2 separate regions of the Mus musculus genome follow, and region 1 is linked to region 2. Evidence: chromatin contacts called from ENCODE Hi-C or POLR2A ChIA-PET data. All regions are on one chromosome and are shown on one strand. Each heading gives the region's core, a stretch centred on a gene start or an enhancer-like site at or near the end of the contact. The rest is flanking DNA. Distances are from core to core; before and after follow the strand shown.

The links. A loop is a pair of places that touch in the nucleus more often than their neighbours do. ChIA-PET counts read pairs that join two places held with the same protein, here RNA polymerase II (POLR2A).
Region 1: POLR2A ChIA-PET joins it to region 2 with 21 read pairs in embryonic stem cell. The contact joins the promoter of Nme6 here to the promoter of Cdc25a in region 2. A Hi-C loop is called at or near these places in 2 of 37 maps with a recorded cell type or tissue (T-helper 17 cell and mouse trophoblast stem cell). POLR2A ChIA-PET finds 5 or more read pairs at or near these places in 3 of 5 experiments (Patski and embryonic stem cell).

Annotation. Positions count from the first base shown.
Region 1 is chr9:109,830,687-109,836,048 of GRCm38, forward strand. Nme6 (NME/NM23 nucleoside diphosphate kinase 6) reads left to right here and starts at 2,108. Exons shown (of 7, transcript NM_018757.1): 1 at 2,108-2,121; 2 at 2,510-2,609; 3 at 4,632-4,728. The coding sequence starts at 4,639. It also overlaps the pseudogene 3000002C10Rik.
Region 2 is chr9:109,871,742-109,877,076 of GRCm38, forward strand. It overlaps Cdc25a (cell division cycle 25A), which reads left to right and starts at 3,838. Exons shown (of 15, transcript NM_007658.3): 1 at 3,838-4,418. The coding sequence starts at 4,249.

The sequences.
Region 1 (5,362 bases), core at 858-3,357, 43 kb before region 2:
CCATGCCAGTGAGCTTCCCGTTCAGCTCTGGGATGACCTTGCCCACAGCTTTGGCAGCACCAGTGGATGCAGGAATGATGTTCTGGGCAGCCCCACGGCCATCATGCCACAGCTTTCCAGAAGGGCCATCCACGGTCTTCTGAGTGGCAGTGATGGCACAGACCGTGGTCATGAGTCCTTCCACGATGCCAAAGTTGTCATGGATGACTTTGGCCAGGGGGGCTAAGCAGTTGGTGGTACAGGATGCATTGCTGACAATCTTGAGTGAGTTGTCATATTTCTCGTGGTTCACACCCATCATAAACATGGGGGTATCGGCAGAAGGGGCGGAGATGATGACCCTTTTGGCTCCACCCTTCAAGTGGGCCCCGGCCTTCTCCATGGTGGTGAAGACACCAGTAGACTCCACTACATACTCAGCACCGGCCTCACCCCATTTGATGTTAGCGGGGTCTCACTCCTAGAAGATGATGATGGGCTTCCCCGTTGATGACAAGCTTCCCATTCTCGGCCTTGACTGTGCCGTTGAATTTGCCGTGGGTGGAGTCAGGCTGGAACATGTAGACCATGTAGTTGAGGTCAATGAAGGGGTTGTTGATGGCAACAACCTCTACTTTGCCATGTGGAGAGCAGAAGGCAGCCGTGGTGACCAGGCGCCCAATATAGCTAAATCCGTTCACACAAACCTTCACCATTTTGTCTACCGGATGAGGCTGGCACTGCCCAAGAAGATGCAGCTGTCTCTGGAACAGGGAGGAGCAGAGAGCCTCTTCGTTAGTTCTTAACAACAGTTCCAAATAAACCTCTACATCCTCCTTTACATCTGCCCTTTGATTATGCTGGCTTGTTGTTGAGAATGGTTGAAACACATGTAAACTATGCAACCAGTCTTCCACTGTGTGTGTTGTATGTGCATGCAGAAGCCACATAGGCAGAAGGAAAACTGAGCTCATGGGAGGTCTCTTATACTCCAGAGGTATGTTAATGAGGATGAACTATAGAAAGTAAACTTGGGGGGCTGGTGAGATGGCTCAGTGGGTAAGAGCACTGACTGCTCTTCCAAAGGTCCTGAGTTCAAATCCCAGCAACCACATGGTGGCTCACAACCATCCGTAATGAGATCTGACACCCTCTTCTGGTACGTCTGAAGACAGCTACAGTGTACCTGAGCGAGCGAAGTGGACCAGAGCAAGTGGGGCTGATCAGAGTGAGCAAAGGTCCTAAAAATTCAGTTCCCAACAACCACATGAAGGCTCACAACCATCTGTACAGCTACAGTGCACCCATATACATAAAATAAATAATAATATTATTAAAAAAAAAAAAAAAAAGAAAGTAAGTAAACTTGGGCATGGCCGGCCTGGGAAGTAAAATTAAAACAAGATGCCTGACTGCAGGTATATAGTAAGGTTATTCTCATCCCGTGAAAGCAGAAATGAACTCATGCCTTCACCAGCAGGACAGGCAGACAGACAAAAAATGAACTTTCAGACTGGAGAGATGGCTCAGTGTTTAAGAGCACTCACTGATCTTGCAGAGAAGGTGGGTTCGATACCAGAACCCACACAATGGTTCAAAACATCTGTAACTTCAGTTCCAGCTGACAGCCCTTTCTGGCCTCTACTGGCACCAGTCACCCTGGTGCTGTACCCAGACATACCTACAGGCAAAACATCATAATAAATGGATTTTCACACTAGAGAGATAGCTCAGTGGTTAAGGGTACGGCACAGACTGCTCTTCATGGGAACCTGGGTTATATTCCCAATACCCAGGTCTAAGCTCACAGCCATCAGGTTCCAGAGGATCCAGCGCCCTCTCCTGGTTTCATAGGCACAAGGAACGCACGTGAAACATACATGCGCAGGCAGAATACGCTTACACGTAAAAAATTTTTAAATTAAAGCCTTTAAAAAAAATAAAGAAATGGACTTTCCTGAGGAAGATACGCTGTGTAAACAAGCTGCCGGCGCCGCAACAGATCTCTCTAGCCCACCAGGCGTGCAGCGCCAGACTGCAGGATCCGGAGGGCTGCCCTGCCGCGTGCCTGAAGGACCCCAAAGGACCCGTGGGCTATCTTGCTCAGTGCCTGGTGACCAGGAGGATTGGCGGGAGTACCAGGTGAACCCAGAACCCGGGCTCGCTTTGGAGACCGAATAACTGAGTCTGGTGTGGGCTTCGGCCTGTAGTAGAGAAGCCCAGGTTGTTCGGTTGTGTCCTAGAATACGAGGGCAATAGGAGGGTTGGGAGCCAAGACTTAGGGGGCGGCTGGGGAGGGAGGGAGACGAGTAGGAGGTGTGGCTGCAGAAGTGGAGTTGACGGGCCAGCGACCACGTGACTAGCGTGGGCGCTAAAGTAGTGGCTTCCTCAGTTGGCCAGGCAACTTGTAAAACGTGTAAATGTCTGATCGGTTGACAAAGTCAAGCCAGTTTCTTTGCTTGGCAGCACTTTCTTGTAAACCAATAACTAAGACAGCCCTAACCTAACTGGAACCACACCCTCTCTACAGATCGCCGGTCCTCCCAGGAGACCCCTTAGCAGCCTGGCCTTGGAATGGCTAGATCAGGTTCATGCACTGATTCATCCAGCTAAGATCTGTGGAAATCCAGGTATGTACTAGGCACCCTGCGGAGGGACTGAGGTGAAGATGGTGAGCAAAGCGGACTTGTGCTTTCATGAAGCTGTCCTTTATGTGGACTATGTAACCGAAGGAAGCATTGAGAAAGTATGACTGCAGACGTGAGCCGAGTGCAAATGGGCAAGTGGGAGATAAGCAGGGAGTGGAACTTGGGGGCTGGGGGGAGAGGATGGGAACACGTCCTTACACGAAGATAGTCAGGCCAGAAAGGCATGGGACTGAAAACACCTATGACACTGGAGCAGAAGAAGTAAGGTGCACCACATGAACCCAGAGGAGTGCCCAGGGACAGAAGTGCCAAAAAGGGCAGGTTAACGTCCCAGAGTCTGTGTGAGGACCTTTGTCTTCAAAAATCAGAATATCCTTTGGAGGGTTAAAGAGGAGTCTATATGATTAGCTTTCATTCCAGTAGCTGTAATGTTCTTTAGCACAGATTTGCAGAGTGGCGAGAGTAAAGTTTAGACACCATCACAGAGGGTGTCACAGAAGTCCAAGACAAAGGGGTAATGGTAATTATAAGGAAAAGATTTGTATGGACTTTTTTTTTCTGGTTTTGGTTTTTCGAGACAGGGTTTCTCTGTGTAGCCCTGGCTGTCCTGGAACTCACTCTGTAGACCAGGCTGGCCTCGAACTTAGAAGTCCACCTGCCTCTGCCTCCCAAGTGCTGGGATTAAAGGCGTGCTCCACCACTGCCCAACTTGTATGGACGTTTTTGTCCTTACAAATTTGTAGAGGTGAGATTCTCAGAACTTGGTAATAGTGTGGAGAGTGAGGAACTGGGAGTCTCAAGGACATCCCCATGGCCACTGTGCCATGTGACCATCTAGAATATTATTAGGTTAAATGGGTGTGCTGTTCCCGTACTGGTTAGGTGAGGCTTGGCTCCATAGTTAAAATGGAACATCCAGTGTAAGCTGTAAAGAAGATTTGAGCAGAAGAAACATTAGCATAGTTTCTTTGTTTTGCTCTTAACCCTGGTACAACTACCATGGCTGCTAAGCTATATTCAGGCTAAAAATAATGAGAATGTTACCTGATTGTGCCCAGTGTGTGGCCCTGGACACCTTCTCTGTATTTGTAGACAGATAGAAATGATAAATACATATGCATGACATATAATGGTAGATAAGAAGTGGTGTGTGGCCATGAAGCTTTATTATTATCCTTCCAATTCTACAGTGGATAGAAGATGGCTAGAAAATAGGACCTCACAAGTAGAGGCAGTCAAGTCCACCGGTGGTGGCACAGCCTTTAATCCTAGTGCTCAAAGGAGACAGAAGCAAGCAGATTTCTGAGTTCGAGGCCAGCCTGGTCTACAGAGTGAGTCCCAGGGCAGCCAGGGCTACACAGAGAAACCCTCTCTTGAAAAACCAAGGGAGGTGCTGGTGAGATGGCTCAGTGGATAAGAGCACTGACTGTTCTTCAAAAGGTCCTGAGTTCAAATCCCAGCAACCATATGGTGGCTCCAAACCATCTGTAATGAGATCCGACGTCCTCTTCTGATGTGTCTGAAGACAGCCATAGTATACCTACATGTAACAATAAATAAAATCTTTTTAAAAAAGAAAAAAAGAAAACCCAAGGGGAAAAAAAGTAGAGCCAGTCATTGCAGTCTTATGGCTAGACTGTTCAAAAGTGTAGACATCATAAACCTTGCTTAAAACACAGAAGAGTTTAGAAGATAAGGGAAGTATTGACCAAGTCAGTGCCTGTGCTCAGCTTAATTCCTCTTCAGTGGAAAGCTCCCTAGTGCCTTTATACTTGTGTAACCCGAACGTGTGTCTCACAGGGTAACCTGGGTGTCCCCTCCACGATCTCATGAGTGCAAATAGGAAAGTGAATGAGTGTCATACAGCCTTACAGTATAACACAGAGTATAGCTCTGTGAGTGTCGGGTGAAAGCCCTACTGGGCTTGCAAGGCTACCTCTTTCCAGGTAGAAGGTGCTGAGAGCTCAATGCTGCGTAGTCCTTAACCCAGCTCTCTGATGCCAGGGCAGAGATGACCTCCATCTTGCGAAGTCCCCAAGCTCTTCAGCTCACACTAGCCCTGATCAAGCCTGATGCAGTTGCCCACCCACTGATCCTGGAGGTAAGAATGAACCCGAAGTCTCCACTGCACTGCTCAGGTGACTCAGGGCCACTTGTGGCAACAAACACTTCAGTCATGTGGTAGATGCTGAGGTTGAAAACCTAGATGGACCAGCTTGATTGCTCAGCCTGTTAAAGCCTGAGTCTGACCTCTACATCCCAGATAGTGGAAGGGGAGAACAACTCTTATAAGTTGTCATCTAACCTCTACACACACACACACACGCACACACACACACACAAATACACACAAATGCAGTTAATAATAATAGCAGTTACGAGGAAAAGCCCTAGCTAATAAGATGGCTCAGTGGGTAAGAGCACTGACTGCTCTTCTGAAGGTCCTGAGTTCAAATCTCAGCAACCACATGGTGGCTCACAACCACCTATAATGAGATGTGACGCCCTCTTCTAGTGCACTTGAAGACAGCTACAGTGTATTATTTATAATAATAAATAAATCTTTGGGCTGGAGCGAGCAGGGACTGAGCAAGTGGGGTTGACCAGAGCAAGCAGAGGTCCTAAATTCAATTCTCAACAACCAGATGAAGGCGCACAACTATCTGTCCAGCTACAAGTGTGTACTCATTTACATAATTTTTTTTAAAAAAAGAAAGGAGAGCCGGGTGGTGGTG
Region 2 (5,335 bases), core at 2,588-5,087:
GTGTCCTGGAACTCACTGTGTAGACCAAACTGGCTTCCTCCTGCCTCTGTCTTCTGAGTTCTGAGATTAGATAGAGGATTGTACCACCAGGCCCAACCGCTAATGTATTTTTAAAGTACCTTGATTATAATTTTCTTTGTGTTATCAGTGAAAGTGTTGGGTGTTTGGGGTAGCCTGAATCTGTGTTTCTGGGCCATGGTCACTCATCTCTGGCTCCAGAATGAATTCCTATTCCCTTTGAAATACAAGCCATAGTTTTGTATCTACAGAGCAGATGGCCTGTTCCCCAAATACCATCTACAAAACTTATTACTCATAACAACCAATACAACTACCATTTAATTAATATAATTAAATCCTGGGGTCTCGCTGGGCATGGTGATTCATGTTTGTAATGCCAGGATTTGGGAGCTAGAGGCAGGAGAATTGTTGCAAAGTTGAAGCCAGCCTGGGCTATATATAGCAAGATCCAGAGAAGGTAGGGCAAAATAAAAAGCAAAATGAAAAAGTCAGGTCAGTAGTCCCCAAACCTAGCTGTTTCAAATAATCTAGAGAATTTTTTAATTATATAAATCTCAGGTGGGACCCAAACTAACCCAGAGGACCAGAATGTCTAAGGAGAGGGCGGGGACTTCCTTTCCTTCTGAGGCAGGGTCTCTTGGGCTTACTGTATAGCCCAGGGTGACTTCAAATGCATTATTCTCCTAGTTCCCCCTTCTACCTCCCAAGTGCTCAGACTGCAGGTGGACGCCACTCTGCCTAATTCAAAACTGTGAACTTTTAAAACCTGCTTGTGGTGGACCATTCCTTTAGTGCAAGCACTACAGAGGCAGAGGTAGGTGAATTTCTGTGAGTTCTAGGCCAGCCTGCTTTACATAACTTCTAAAGGAGCCAGAACTCCATATCAAGACCCTTTGAAAAACAAAAACAAAACAAACCAACCCTTTTCTTTGAGCTGGATTGGGAAGGCAGCTCAGTGGAATGTAGAGTTTAGCATGTGACCTCCGATCAAATTAGCATGAAACAAAAACAATCTGTCTTTCCAAACTGTTAGCCACTTATCTGCTGAAATCAAACCATCTCTAATATATATGATGTGTGGGGAAAAAAAGCAAGACAGCTAGGTTGAGATAGTGTCTATATTATTTTTGTGTGACCCCAGTCTACATTGGAGATGGTGGCACATTCCTATAGTCCCTGCTCTTGGGAACAGGCATCCATAAAACCAGAGTTCAAAACTATTTTAGGCCATGAGGCCAGGGACTGGGATACAAGAAACTCTGTCTGAAAAGACTGTCCACCACAGCAGAGATGGCTCAGGGGTTAAGGGCAGGTACTGTTTCTACAGAGGACCCAAGTTCAACACCTAGCACAAATATCAGGTCGCTGTGAACTACCTGTAATGGGAGCTCTGAGGGATGGGACATGCATCTGGCTTTATCAGGCACTTGCACATACACAGACACACATATACATACATAAATAATAATAAAAACTCTTAAAAATAAACTCACCCTCAGTACCACTAACAAGCAACAAATATGAAGAACACTGAAATAGCAGCTCTGCTTACTCAGGGCCAGAAAGTTTGTGGCCTTGTACAAGCTCCCTTGCAACTTCGTTTACAAGAGAAAACCTTTAAGAGAAATAAGCAAGCCAACTCATATCGTGTTACTTCAATTTTGTTTGATCTTTACACATTGATGGGGCAGTGGTTGTGCGCACTTTTAATCCTAGTACTAAGGAAGCAGAGGCAGGGGGATTTCTGAGTTCGAGGCCAGCCTGGTCTACAGAGTGAGTTCCAGGACAGCCAGGGCGATACAGAGAAACCCTGTCTCGAAAAATAAAGATCAGGTTTGGCTCACAGGCATCTTCACCTGTTGAGACATCTTATCAGCTCCAAGACTTTTTTTTTAATGTTGTTGTTGCTTAGGTTTGTTGTTGTTGTTGTTTTCTTTTCTTTTCTTTTCTTTTTTTTGTTTTTTTGTTTTTTTGTTTTTTTTTTTTGTTTTTTGGTTTTTCGAGACAGGGTTTCTCTGTATAGCCCTGGCTGTCCTGGAACTCACTTTGTAGACCAGGCTGGCCTCGAACTCAGAAATCCGCCTGCCTCTGCCTCTCGAGTGCTGGGACTAAAGGAGTGCGCCACCACGCCCCGCTTTACATTTTTTTTTTTTTTTTTTTTTTGGTGTTGCTTGTTTTTTGAGAAGGGCCTTAAGTAGCCCCACCTGGCCTAGAACTCCCTGTGCAGCTGAAGGTGACTTTAAATTTCTGCTTCCAACTCCCACATTCTGTAGTTGCAGGTATTTCTCACCTTCCCCAGCTCAAATTACATCCTTTGAGCAATGTAACTGGGGAAGCTCAATGGGGGTAGGGTGGGATGTAGCTTACTTAGAAGTGTTTACCTAACAAGCACAAAACTAAGTTCAGTGGTGAACTGGGAGATCAAATTCAAGGCCATCCTTGACTATAGAGAGTCCAAAGCCAGCCTGACTGCACGGGACCCTGTCTCAAAAGAAAAATATATGGAATCACAAATATGGCCATAGTGAAGATACTTAAGAAGCCCATAACCATGTCTTGTGATATAATGGTTATTCATCTAAATAGTGAATAAAGTAACTACCTTCCCTTCACTCTGGTCCCTCCTGGAATTATTTTTGTGATGTAAGACTTGTAAAGATTAAGTACACTAGTAGAGTTATCACACATGAAACACTGTCATGTACATAAACACTAAATGTTGCCTAGTACTTTTACAGTGATTTGAATGGCTCCCATGGGCTCATATGATTGAATGCTTGATCCCCAACTGTTTGGGAGGGATTTTAGAGAAGGTGTGGCCTTGTTGGAACAGGTGTGTAGATGGGAGTGGGTTTTGAGTTCTTAAAAACCCACACCAGGCAAAGTCTCTCTCTCTCTCTCTCTCTCTCTCTCTCTCTCTCTCTCTCTCTCTCTCTCTCTCTTCCTCCCTCCCTCCCTCCCTCCCTCCCTCCCTCTCCCTCTTCCTTTCTCCATCCCACCTCCCCCCACCCCCTTCTCTCTGCTTGCTATCTGTGGATCATAGCTCTCAACTACTCCTGTTTCAGCCCGGGCTATTAAAAAAAAAAGTCCCTATTTCAAAAATTAATTAAATTAATTAATCAGAGTCTGGAGCAGGAATGGTGGCACATGCCTTTAATTTCAGCATTCGAGAGGCAGAGACAGAGGCAGATCGATCTGAATTCGAGGCCAGACTGGTCTACAGAGCGGGTTCGAGGACAGCTAGGGCTACACAGAGAAACCCAGTCTCGAAAAAGAAAAAAAGAAAGACAAAATCAGAGCCTGAAGTCCTGTGAAGGAAAAGAGGGATCCAGGATCCATGGTACTGTACCACACAGTTAGAGAAGAGCCAACGCCTGGTCCAGATGGCCTTCCCTAGTCTCTCTGTCTCCTAAAAAAAAAAAAAAAAAAAAAAAAAAAAAAAAAAAAAGTGCACAGCACTATGCTCAGTAGCTCAGACAGGTGTGTAGCACACGCTGTAGGAACTACACTACCCAGCATGCAACTGAAAAAGAGCGGGGCCTTTCGGTAGGGACTAGCGCCCCCACAGAAAGTTTCATTGACTCCTTTCTCATTTCAGCCACCTCCCAACTCTTCAGGCTTCGCCCCCACCGAGAGAGGGCGTGACCTCGAGGAGGCCCACGAGACGCTTCCTCCTTTCCTTCTCATTGGTCCGGCTCAGCTGTCATTCGGGAGCGAGGAGAAGTTTGCTTCCTGATTGGTGAATTCCGTTTGGCGCCAACTAGGAAAGGGGCGGGGCGGCGGCTATCCTGAGTGTGCAGCAATTAACGCTAAGGCCACTTTGGTGGTGAGGGAAGTGAAGGTTCCTTCTCTGCGAGCCGGCTACGGAGCAAGGAGGGAGAAAAAAAGTGAGGCGAGTTAGTCGGAGCGGTGGTCTCAAGACTCTTCCTCCACGGAGTTTGTTTGGATTTAATCTTGAGGTTGCAGGCGCCCGCCCGCCTGCGGGCCTCGCGGGACAGAGAGGGAAGCACCGGTGCTTGTGCCTGGCGCCTGCCGAGTCCCCTACGCTCGCCGGTCCGCGCCGCTGCCCGTGGCGGCCGCGTCTCTGAACCGCGGGGTCGTGTTTGTGTTTGACCCGCGGGCGCTGGTGGCGTGGCACGCGGCTGAAGCCGGTGCCAGCGGGGCGGGGCCCGGCGCAGCGGAGGCGGAGGAAGACGGAGCGGGAGTCCGGGCAGGCCCGGCGGCGCCATGGAACTGGGCCCGGAGCCCCCCCACCGCCGCCGCCTGTTCTTCGCTTGCAGCCCCACGCCTGCGCCGCAGCCCACGGGGAAGATGCTGTTTGGCGCGTCAGCTGCTGGCGGACTGTCCCCTGTCACCAACCTGACGGTCACCATGGACCAGCTGGAAGGACTGGGCAGGTGAGAGACCAGCGAGCGATGCCCCAGGCCGCTGGCCTCTGGTCGGCCCTCGGGATGATCCAGCAGGAAACAGAGTCTGTCCACTTGGTTCTGATGCTCCGACCCGGAATGGCCTGGCTAGGGCCCGCCATGTGCACCCTCCCTCCCGGGCGGAATGTTGGGCGGGAGAGGCCGTTCGGATAGTCCAGGGCTATCCTCAGCCAAGAGCCAGACCGCGGAGATCGAGGAAGCCTGCTGGGCATCCTGTCTTGTTCACCCCTTTCAGATTTCTCTCTACGCTGTCTCTATTCCAGAAAAGTCTTTGGAATCTACCCTTATGGGGGTTGGGAGGGAGGGTGAGAATGGGTCCTCCTAGGCCCTCTTTGCTGAACCACCCGCGCCGGATCTTAGTTTCCTGTAAGCTTTGTTCCTTCTCAACAAAGGGACGTGGCATTTTCTTTTCTTGCATTTGTGTAAAATCTATGCAGCCACCTGGCCGGCACGTTTCTTGTATCTACCCATCTACTACCTTTTTTAAGCTATCACTTTTTACCTAACTTTTCCATATTGGAAATCTTCGAGGACTTTGTAGTCCTACACCACTATCACTAACAAAAATGCTTAACACTATTTTTAGTGAAGTTGCTTTTCCTTCGATGTTGGGTATTTCGCCTCCTAAACTTGTCTTACAACTTTTGCAAACCCTGAAAAGCTGGGACTCCTGGCCTAGTCACCTTTGCCCTTACTCCTGGCTCACTCAGAACCTCAGACTGAGGCTCTCCTTTAAGGAAACCCAGCCCTTGCCACAGGCCTGTCTGACAATGTGGCCCAAGGCCAAACCACTCACTCCTTTCTTTGTTTAAATGCCAACTGGGGTATTCTGGGTGGCCAAGTGGGGTGTCCTTGGCTTGGTCTCTCAAAGATGGTTTGTGGCAGCC